Linked DNA regions of Mus musculus: region 1 is linked to region 2. Evidence: chromatin loops called from intact Hi-C (ENCODE). Cell type or tissue: heart. All regions are shown on one strand. Links, peaks and the distances in the headings refer to the core of each region. The heading gives the core; the rest is flanking DNA. Region 1 holds the start of Dhx36 (DEAH (Asp-Glu-Ala-His) box polypeptide 36). Region 2 holds the start of Rap2b (RAP2B, member of RAS oncogene family).

Region 1 (5,372 bases), core at 286-5,285, 1.1 Mb after region 2:
TATGCATATTCAAGTTGGAGAAACAAGATAGGTCTACTTCAGAACTAGGCCATTCTTTTCATTATGTACCCTCATTTCAATAGTATCCACGGGCCCTTGCAATGCCAAATGCTAAATCTAGTGAAGATGTTTCTAGGTCATCGTCTCTCATAGACCCCTTAATGTCAAACGACCCTTTCACAGGAGTCTCGTAAGCCCACTGGAAAACACAGACATTTACATTACACTTATAAGAAGAGCAAAAAAAAAAAATTACAAAACAGCAACCAAATAAATTTAAGGCATGTGTGTATGGGGGTGGGGGGTGTCACCAAAACATGAGGAACTGTATTAAAAGGTCACAGAATTAGAAAGGCTGCGAAGCCTTGCTCATCCAGAAGCCCTCACTTGTAGCCCAGTAACGGCTAACTATCTCTATCTTTTAAGATCCTTTCATTTGACTAGAAAGCCCATATCCTCCTATTTAGTAACATAGCATTCTGTCTATGGCCCTTAGCACACATCATCTCTATAAATTAGGTACTATAATAGTAAGTTTGCCATACACATATATGGAAAGAACTATGAGGACCCACTGGAGTATTTTCATCTGCAAGCATGAGGCTTGTTTGAATGTAAAAGCGATGGAAATTCTAGGATAAAAATCTTATCAAGCCAAAAGTGCTGAAAAGAATTATACCAATTGAAAACCATGTTTAGAGATAATTCAAAGACTCGTTTTAGAGAGGAAAATGGTAAAAAAAAAAAAAAAAAAGTAATAAGGAGCAGAAATCATAAATGATTACATCAGCCTCAGAGCTTGAGCTGGGAAAAATCAACCCAAGGAGGGTTACAGGTTACAGCCAGATCACATGGTTCCCAGGCAACACCAATGAGAGGCAGAAGCTGCATGGCTTCAATAAACAAGTTGGGAAGTAAAGAATAAAATGATCTAAAGACCACTTAAGGAATCACGTTTTAAGAGACCACAATGGGACTGGGGTGGGCGGCTATAATTCAAATAACAAGTTAAGAGGTCTGACCCATACTTGCTGCAGAGATAAGCAAGAAAGCAGAGCAAACAGATTTCCCAAAATGAAAAGAGAAAAATCAATGCTCACTTCCACATGGCAGGTGAATAAACAACACTGGCATTTGCTAAAGTGGAAGTTTGGGGATGGGACTGGGATCAAGGGGTCAACTAATAAAAAAAGCCTAGCCCTGAGGTGTGCACATATGAAATCCCAGCACTGGGAATGAAAAGAGGACTAGGAGTACAAGGTCAGCCTGCACTATGTAGCATCAATATCCAGGGCACAAGTTACGTGTGTCCTGTGTATATCTGGAAAGATCCGCTTATTGAACTTATTTGTTTAGGTATTTCTTTCCCCCTATTAGAATGCAAAGGTCTTTAGCATTCAAAAAAGCATGTATGAAACAGTGTCCAAACACTTAAAGATTCTGCGCAATGATGGAGTTACTTAGACCAGGTCACTCAAAAACCATTATGTTTGCTGGGTTGGTGGTGCACACCTCTAATCTCGGAGGTAGGTGGATCTCTGTGTGTTCAGGGCCAACCTGATTTACAGAGCAGGTTCAGAACAGCCAAGGCTACACAAACCCTGTCTCAGGTAAAACAAAACAAAACAAAACAAAACAAAACAAAACAGACAACAAAAACACGATGCTTCCTATACTACAGGTCTTCAAGATACAAACCAAACTGACAATTTCCTGATGAAATTAGCCAAATACTTCTCTACAGCGTCTTCCTTTCAATAAGTCTTAAAAGAGGCGCTGCTAGTCAACAGAAAATTCAGAACAGAAAGGGAGAAAAAAAAAAAAAAAAAGACCAGCATATGACTCACTTTAATGCTAATACTATTACCTAAACTACTTTTTTCTCCAAGATCTACACACTTAAGACAGTGTTTTAATGCTTTTGTTGGCTGCTTCGGGGAAAAAACTTAAAGGTGACAGCAAGCATTCTAAATGATTGCATCCCCTAATAAGAGTCGGCTTGGCTAGAGTCTGAATTTAGCATTCACCCTCAGTTCAGTTCTCAAGTCCGTAAACAGAGCATGCATCGGCTGCAGCAGTGATGGCTTGGGATGGAGGCGCAACCCATCGGGTGACCCGTTACCCGGGGCTCGACAGAGGTTGCATCGAGCTCGAGCAAACGCCAGGGAGAGCAAACGCGTCCTGACGAGACCTCCATACCTCCTGCCTCTCAGCCTCCTTGTTCTTCTGCGTCTGCTTCTTGGCGTACCACAGGCCGATCTCGCGACCCTTAAGGTGTGCGGGATGCCGGCCCCGGCCGCCGCGGCCCCCTCCGCCGCCGCCCGAGCCCCGGCTCCCTCCGCCGCCGCCGCCGCTGGAGCCCTGGCCGGAGCCCCGTGGGCCCCCATCGCGGCTCCAGCTCTGATGATAGTCGTAGCTCATTGTCGGAGCCGACTAGCAGCTCTGCCAAAACTCAACCGCTGAAAATGGCGTCCGGGCCCGGAAGCGGGCGCACATTCCCCTCTGCTTTGCTTCCGGCGCCCAGCGCGAGAGGGCGGGACGTTGAGTGTCACAAGCAGACATTTCCGGTGACGTCACGGACGGCGCCAGCGGTGTGAGCCGCGGTTCGTGTTCTGGCCAGAAACTTAGCTCCTGGGTGGGCGTCCTTCGGATGGCGGGGAATTTAAACTAGCCTGAGAAAATGTGGAAATTTGAGTGAATTTTAATTACTTTGTTAAACCTAGAACTTATTTGCAAAGCCATGCAAATACATACCCAACAAAACCATCGACCATTGTGTACTCTGTCCTCAAAGACCAAAGAAGTTCTTATTTCTTAGAAAACGCCTGGCACCTCTTTCAGTCAAATATACGCACCCAAATACCTTCTTTAAAGACTCTCTAATACTAGGCTTGGAGAGACGGCTCAGCCGTTAAGAGCACTGACTGCTCCTCCTAGAAGTCATGAGTTCAATTCCTAGCAACCACATGGTTGCTCACAACCATCCATAATCAAATCCCATACCCTCTTTTGGTGTGTCTGAAAACAGCTATAGTAAACTCATATACATAAAATAAATAAATCTTAAAAAAAAAAAAAAACTTTAATCCTGGAACTTGGGTGTCAGCTCAATTGATAAGAGTGCTTGCCTGGCATGGTTTTAATCCCAAACAGTATAAACGGTGTTGTGGTGCAGGTATGCAATCTCAGCAAACAGCAGATGGAAGATGATAAATCAGAATTTGACCCTTAGCTGTATAATGAGTTTGAGGCTGTCATAGGTTACTTGTATCTAATCTGGCAGTTCCTCAGAAAATTAGAAATAGTTCTACCTGAAGACCCAACTATACCACTCTTGTGAATATATGAGAAGATGTCCTACCATACCACAAGGACATGTGCTCCACTATGTTCATAACAGCCTTATATGTAATTGCCAGAAGCTGGAAACAACCAAAGAATGGATACAGAAAATGTGGTTCATTTACTCAGTGGAATACTATTCAGCTATTAAAAATGAGGACATCATGAATTTTGCATGCAAATGAATGGAACAAGAAAATATCCTGATCATCGAAGTAATCCAGACCCAAATGGACATGCATGGTACGTACTCAATGATAAGTGGATATTAACTAAAAAAGTACAGAATACCTAGGATACAATCCACAGTACTTAAAGTTTAACAAGCAGAAAGGCTCAAATGAGGATGCTTCAATCCCACTTAGAAGGGGGAAGAAAATAATCATGGGGGCAGAGGGATGGAGGTAGCCGAATGGAAGGGGGAGGGGAAAATGAAACAGGATAAAGTATTGGGTGGGTGAGCAGGAGAGAAGCCCAGAGGGCCAGGAGAATGAATGGAAATAAGCAGCCAAGGGGATGGGAGGGGCGCGGGGGTCTCTAGAAAGTACTAAAGTACTAGAGACCGGGGAGGTGAGAGACTCTCAGGACTCAATGTGGGTGACCTTAGCCAAAATGCCCAAAAGTGAGGAGAGGGAACTTAAAGAGACTACTACCTCCAGTAGATAGACAGGGTCTCAAGAAGAGGGACTGGGTTACTAACCCACAGTTAAATTTTCTGACCCAGATTTGTTCCTGCCTAAAGGAACTGCAGGGACAAAAATGGATAAGAGACAAAAGGAAAGTCAGTCCAATGACCGTCCCAACTTGGGCTCCAAGCAACAAGGCCTGACACTATTTCTGATCTATGATGTGCTTACAGACAGGAGCCTGGCATGATTATCTTCTGAGAGGCCTTACCAGCAGTGAACTGAGACAAACACAGATACTTACACCTAACATTGAACTGAAGTTGAGGACCCTTGTGGTTGAATTAGAAGAAGGACTGAAGAAGATGAAGACAGGATGGCCCCATAGGAAGAACAGCAGTCTCAACTAACCTGGACCCAGGGAGCTCCCAGAGACTGAGCCACCAACCAGGAGCATACATGGGCCAAGCACAGGCCCCTGGCACAGATATAGCAGAGGTCTGCCTGGTTTGGCTTCAGTGAGAGTTGTGCTTAATCCTCCAGAGACTTGAGACCCCAGGGAAGTGGGTAGTCTTGAGGGGACTGTCCTCTTGGAGGCAAGGGAAAGGAGGAATGGGATGAAGAACTGTGGGAGAGGGGAAGCAGGAGGGGAGGCGATGACTGGAATGTAAATAAATAAAAAAAATAATCTTTACTTTACTTTATCTTTAATAATCTTTACTTTACTTTTACTTTAATCTTTACTTTTACTTTACTTTATTTAAAAATAATCTTTACTTACTTATCATATCTAATAGCATAAAATAGGTATATGTTCCAGAATTCAAGGCAGGACACTTGAGAAATATAAAGCACAGTTTAAGATTCACACACTGATTTGAAGCCATGTGCTGATTATTAACAAGACTAGTCAGTGCCTTGTGCCACCTGTTATAAAGCAATTGAGTGATTTAACCGCTTGGTTTTAATTTTCACCAAAGGTTTTTATTTAGACATCTGATTTAAAGGTGATGGAGATGCTTGACCAACAACAAAAGCAAAAGCTACAAAAAAACGGCAGATAGAAGGGTTTTTGTTGTTGTTGTTGTTGTTATTGTTGTTGTTGGTTTTTCTGTGACAAGGTTTCTCTGTATAGCCCTGGCTGTCCTGGAACTCACTCTGTAGACCAGGCTGGCCTTGAACTCAGAAATCTGCCTGCCCCTGCCTCCCAAGTGCTGGGAACAAAGACGTGCACCACCACTGCCTGGCCAGATAGGAGTTTTTAAGTGCTTGGTGTTTTGTTTGTTTGTTTGTTTGTTTGTTTGTTTGTTTGTTTTGTAAAGAAAAATAAAGGTATGTGTATGGATATTGCTATTAGGCCAGGAAGTGATCCAAATTAATCCACTGTGACCTAAAAGTGTTTTG
Region 2 (5,372 bases), core at 300-5,299:
TAGTGCATGCAAAACACTTGGCAGGCATTAAACACTGGCAGAATGTTGGCAGGGTTCTAGCCGGCTATATTAAAGTTTTGCTTCAGAGATAATTCTCTGAAGAATTATATAAGCATAATTATATCGAAGCAGTCAGTAGTCGACCATGAAAACCCTTCCTCCACTAAAAGGCAGAGCCAAGGCAGAGAGAAAGCACTTCACCTTAGTAAGGCACAGGATTATACTGAGGTTCTGCCTGGCTCTGCTGGCAGGTACTTGCGGCTGTGGACACTCGGGGCCGCAGCCAAGAATCTGGAGCAGGTTCACTCCCAAATGGAGCCCTAAGTACCGCTGTGACTTGGAACCAAAAGCAACACTGCTCGGTTCTTCCTTCCGTGAGGACGTTTAAAGCAGAGGCTAGTGGCAGGGGGATAGCAAGCCTGGCTACTTAACCCTGGTTGACTCGACACAAAGCCGATCCCCACCCCTCTGTGCCCCCGGGCTCCCGCTGCCAGTGCAGTACACAGACAGGTCTCGACATCTCTCCTAGCAAGGATCTAGAGAGACTCGGGACAAGTCCAGGCGTCACCTCACATCGCCGTGCAACTGAGCGGAGCCAAGTCTTGAGACTGCCCTCCCCACCAAACAGAGCTTTGGGAAGAGGCAAGCCCGGGCAGCCCCACCTCCCCTGATGCCACGAACTTGCGGTGGCTCATTGCTCATCCCAGCCTTCTTCCTGCTAAGATCAAGTTAGGAACTTCAGGGTTTCTTAAAGACGGGGAGCAGCAATGAGCTCTAGTTGCTCTCTTTAAGGGACGGTCGTGACTGGGCTTAAAGAAGTCAGACTCCCTCCTGAACACCAACAAAGGACTATATTTAGTTTGGAGCACTCCACCTAAATTCCTTCTTTTCCCCTCTCAGCTTCAGATGCACAGGCCCGGGCAGTGGGTGGAAGGGGGCGGGGAGCAGTGGAGAAGGAACAGCTGGGCCTCCGCCTCTCCACTCAATCTCTATAAATAACCAATCCTGAGCGGAGGCGACTTTGCAGCCAATGAAGCTGTCTAAAGCGACAAAACCTCAGCAACAGCCAATGGAAAAACATTTGGGGGTGTGAGACTCACATCCTGGGGCCAATGAGTTGGGAGTCTGGGAGAGGTAATTTGAGCTGGCGTGTGGGTGTGCGGTGCGAAACCTTCCTACTTGCAAGCCCCAAACCTGCTCCTCCGACTGAGCATGCCCTGACTCGGTGCGGGAGCCACGGGGCTCGATCCACAAGCCATATTTTGGCTCTAACCAAAGGGGTGTTGGGGAGGGGGGAGACGTAGGATGACCCCGCAACTCTTGCCCTGAAGGCTGCAGCTCTCCACAGATTCCCAGCCCTAACTCCTTGTCCGGACAGGGACTCAGGTCGAGTTCTTCGTGGGAAACTGAGGAACACCGGGCCAAGTGGGAGCACGAACCTCTGCTACCTTCCGGGGCCTGAAAAATGCCCTGCAAGTGTACGATCCTGAGAGGCGCGCAGCAGCCTGAGTTCGGGGACAAGTGTCTATCCTTTAACAGCGCAAGCCGACGAAGAGGTCGCAGCCAGCTGCTGCCTGCTGTCCCCATAGGAGGCCGGCAGCCGCACAGCCCCGACCGAGGTGACTTCGGTTTGGCGAGCTTTCCACTTACAAGCACACACAAGCAAGACTGCCCAGTTCCAAGATTCGCGCCGCCCCGCCCTGCCCCGCCCAGCCCCTGTTTGCCACACCCTCTGTCACGCCCCCTCCCGATGCGGCGGAAAAGCTGGAGCGGAGTTCGGGCGGGGCACCGCGGGCGACGTACTGGGCATGCTCGGCTGGGCGGGGAGGGCTGGGCTGCGCGCGGCGAGTAGGAAGCCCTCGCCCAGCGGAGGCTGCGGGAGACAGAGGAGAGAGAGTGATGGGTCGCGGAGCTGGACGCACGTTCCGCGGGGACTCATGCCACGCGTGTCTCAGCCGGACGCCCAATTAGCAGCCGCCTCTGCAACCAGCCGCCACCTCCTCCCGGCCCTCCCAGGCTGCCGGGGCGAAGAGCTCCAGCCGTTGTCTTGCTCCGGCTGCGCGCATTGTCCTCAGGGTCCTCCGACAGGGCTGCTGCGGGGCCCGGGACCCGCGCCCTAGGGACGCGCCCCCGCTGCCGGTCGGCCTGGCGCGGGGCTCTGCTAGTCTGTTGGCGAGCCCGTGCTACCGGGCTAGTCTCGCCGGGGTTTTTCCTGCGAAGTTGAGGAAGGGGAGAAGTCCACCCGTCCGCCCAGCCCAGCCTTCCCCGGCGCGCAGCCCCGACGGGGCCGCGGCAGGCGCGACGAGGGCGCCGACGGAGCCATGAGAGAGTACAAAGTGGTGGTACTGGGCTCGGGCGGCGTGGGCAAGTCCGCGCTCACCGTGCAGTTCGTAACAGGTTCCTTCATCGAGAAGTACGACCCGACCATCGAGGACTTTTACCGCAAGGAGATCGAGGTGGACTCGTCGCCGTCGGTGCTGGAGATCTTGGACACCGCGGGCACGGAGCAGTTCGCCTCAATGCGGGACCTGTACATCAAGAATGGCCAGGGCTTCATTCTCGTCTACAGCCTGGTCAACCAGCAGAGCTTCCAGGACATCAAGCCCATGCGGGACCAGATCATCCGCGTGAAGCGGTACGAGCGCGTACCCATGATCCTGGTAGGCAACAAGGTGGACTTGGAGGGTGAACGTGAGGTCTCCTATGGCGAGGGTAAGGCCCTGGCCGAGGAGTGGAGCTGCCCCTTCATGGAGACATCGGCCAAAAACAAAGCCTCAGTGGATGAGCTATTCGCAGAGATCGTGAGGCAGATGAACTACGCGGCACAGCCCAACGGCGACGAGGGCTGCTGCTCGGCCTGCGTGATCCTGTGAGGCGCCGTCTGCCGCCGGGCGCTGGCCACGCTCTGTGCACAAAGCCAAACGCACCCGATTCTCTTAATGTGATTGTCTTCTTGCTTTGAGATTGGAGACGACTTTGTTGTCTTGGCTGGGATGTCCGAGGAACCTGGCTGACTTGTGTAGCCAGCATCCCCAGCCTTCAGCCAGGGTCTGAGAGGGTGTACGTTGCAGAGCATCTGAGACCCCGGTGGAAAAATGGCTCTATACAGCGTGTACGTTCCTCGTTGATTTTGGTTCATGCATATTTCCCCGTTTAAATAGCCATTAAGGCTCTGTATTGGCTGCTTGACACCGGCAAGCAAAAGTTTCAAACCTGAAAAAAAAAAAATGGGGGTGGCGAAGCAGAGGAAGTGAAGGGGAAGGAGGCAGTGGGGGAGGGTTCCCCTGAGCAACTGTTCATAGTTCCAAGTTTTAACACAAGGAAAGAGGTCCAAGAAAATCATATGAAGGAGCCAGAAGAGGGGACGAAACTTTTTTTCCTTGTTTTCCAGGATTATTTAGAAATTAAGACCAGGGGTTCCTTTTCTGCCAGCTTGGAAGGGCAACCCAGGGACTGATTACGATTCTGAGGATGTCTATGCAAAGTTGGGTTCTTGTTACAGTGTATCCAATCTGAAGTATTGCACATGTGAACTGGGACTGTTTAACACTGATGCCAATACAGTGTGGGGTGCCAGGAAGTGTCTGCTGATATTTGTGGGGAAAAAAAATCTATTTTGATTACCTACTGTATCAAAGGGGAGTCTGGGGGGAGAATGGTAGTATTTTTTTTTAATCAGCTGTGAAAAATGTTACAAATCTGCACATTTTTTGTGTGTGCTATTGTGTGTGTGTGTGTGTATGAGTGTAAGTATAGCTTTTTTTTTTTTTTTTTTTTTTTTTTGTGGTTGGCAGTGACAGATTTTGCTGACTAGCTTTTAAAAATACAATACAAAGACTTCGTAAATGTGATTCAGGGCGCCCAGCACCCCTGTGTCTGCAGAGTGCCTTCAAACTCAGCTGTTCCAGCCGGTGCCAACCTGTGAATTCCCACCATGTCCCAGAATCTGCTGTTCTGCTTTCCCCAAAACTACTTTAAGCATCTTCCTGAAAGAGCCAGGATGAATAGGACCTGTTATTCCGTGAATTGCTTCATTAATTTTAGCTTTTTTTTTCAATGTTAAGTCCATAAGTCTTGAATTTTTTCCCCCTTCATTTTGTTCTAATTTCAGGTTTTAGCTCTCCTTTTCTGTTGTTTTCGAAATGTCTGTTATCTGTTACAGGGTGTTCCTCCAGAGGCAAAGAGCAAAATTTTATTGTGATGTACCAAAAGAATTTTAACAAGTTGTAACTTTTAATTCCACTCATTTAGTCACTGTCTCTTCATTTTAAGACTTTTAATACAACTGTCATTTTTAAAGAAACCCCAAACTATTTGTGGTTTTGTGTTTCATATTCAGTGATTTACAGTCTCCGTGAATATGGTGCCAGGCGGGGAGGTGGATCGGGCCAGGTCCATGATGCCTTTTGAGTTATGTGTCAAAATTTGAAGATAGGATTATTTCTATGAAAAATTGGGTAACAATGTTTCCAAGTCTTTAAAAGTGGAGAAAAGTATCAAGGCCTAAGACTCACAGGGTATGGCCAGGGCATCTGACTGTCCAGATGAGGAAGCACTGCTCTGCTGAAGAAGAGTAATGAACTTTACTGTTGATAGCAAAGGGGCAAGTCCCCCCCTCCCCGACTCCCCCCCCACCCCCAGCTAGTAACACCCTCTTAGGCCTGGGAAAGCAAAGTGGACCTGGCAGAATAACTAACAGGGGCACTTTCTATTTGTCTTGGTTTGATGTTGTCTGTTTATGTCCCACACCGAGTCAGAAGTGATCTTAACTTTGATCTCACACACCCTGCCCTCTACAACGTATGGATGGAATACAATTATTCTAGCCGTTATTTCAACCCTTCCAAAGTTTTTATTTGGAACCAAATCAAAGATTGAGAACAAAAAGTAAACAAGACGAAGAGGATTCCCTTGCTCTCCTTCTATTTGCCCACAACAGTTTTTAAAAGTAGGAGGCAATGTGTGTTGGTGTTTTATTTGTATTTTGCTTGGGCTCTCCAGTACAATAATCTTTACAGAATAACAAAGTATCTATAAGATATAATACCACAGGTTCCTGAGGCAAAGCTGATGTCTGAAGAGTCTTAACTAAGGAATTTACTCCCTTGGCAAAGCCAAAAGAGATCACAGGTTTCTTTAAAGCTATAACAATATATATTGCCTTAATTTTTTTTTTTCTCCATCCAAGTTGCATCTCATCATTTCGTGGGCAGGAAGAACATTTTGCCTGTCCTGGCCTTTGTTTATTCTCCAACTCGGATCTCACATCTCCATTAGTGTCAGATGTGATTCTGCTTCCAAGTATACAAATTGAAAAATAATGTTTTTACAAGAATTCATTCTTAACATTTGAACGAGTGTATTTGCTTAGG

The links. A loop is a pair of places that touch in the nucleus more often than their neighbours do. Peaks named below come from ENCODE experiments on the same cell type or tissue, not always from the same donor. Only the 100,000 strongest peaks of a DNase experiment are listed, where the experiment ranks them.
Region 1: it touches region 2 in a loop (3-fold over the local background); 2 of 42 quality-filtered maps call a loop at or near these places.

Annotation. Positions count from the first base shown.
Region 1 is chr3:62,504,519-62,509,890 of GRCm38, forward strand. It overlaps Dhx36 (DEAH (Asp-Glu-Ala-His) box polypeptide 36), which reads right to left and starts at 2,470. Exons shown (of 25, transcript NM_028136.2): 1 at 2,200-2,470. The coding sequence starts at 2,421. In heart, for the core only: a CTCF peak has its summit at 2,658; a DNase peak (open chromatin) is centred at 2,543; H3K4me3 peaks cover 2,183 bases; H3K27ac peaks cover 1,046 bases; H3K27me3 peaks cover 495 bases.
Region 2 is chr3:61,362,736-61,368,107 of GRCm38, forward strand. It overlaps Rap2b (RAP2B, member of RAS oncogene family), which reads left to right and starts at 1,772. Exons shown (of 1, transcript NM_028712.4): 1 at 1,772-5,372. The coding sequence starts at 2,322. The coding sequence ends at 2,873. In heart, for the core only: a CTCF peak has its summit at 2,912; DNase peaks (open chromatin) are centred at 1,086, 1,796, 2,496 and 3,236; H3K4me3 peaks cover 3,683 bases; H3K27ac peaks cover 3,066 bases.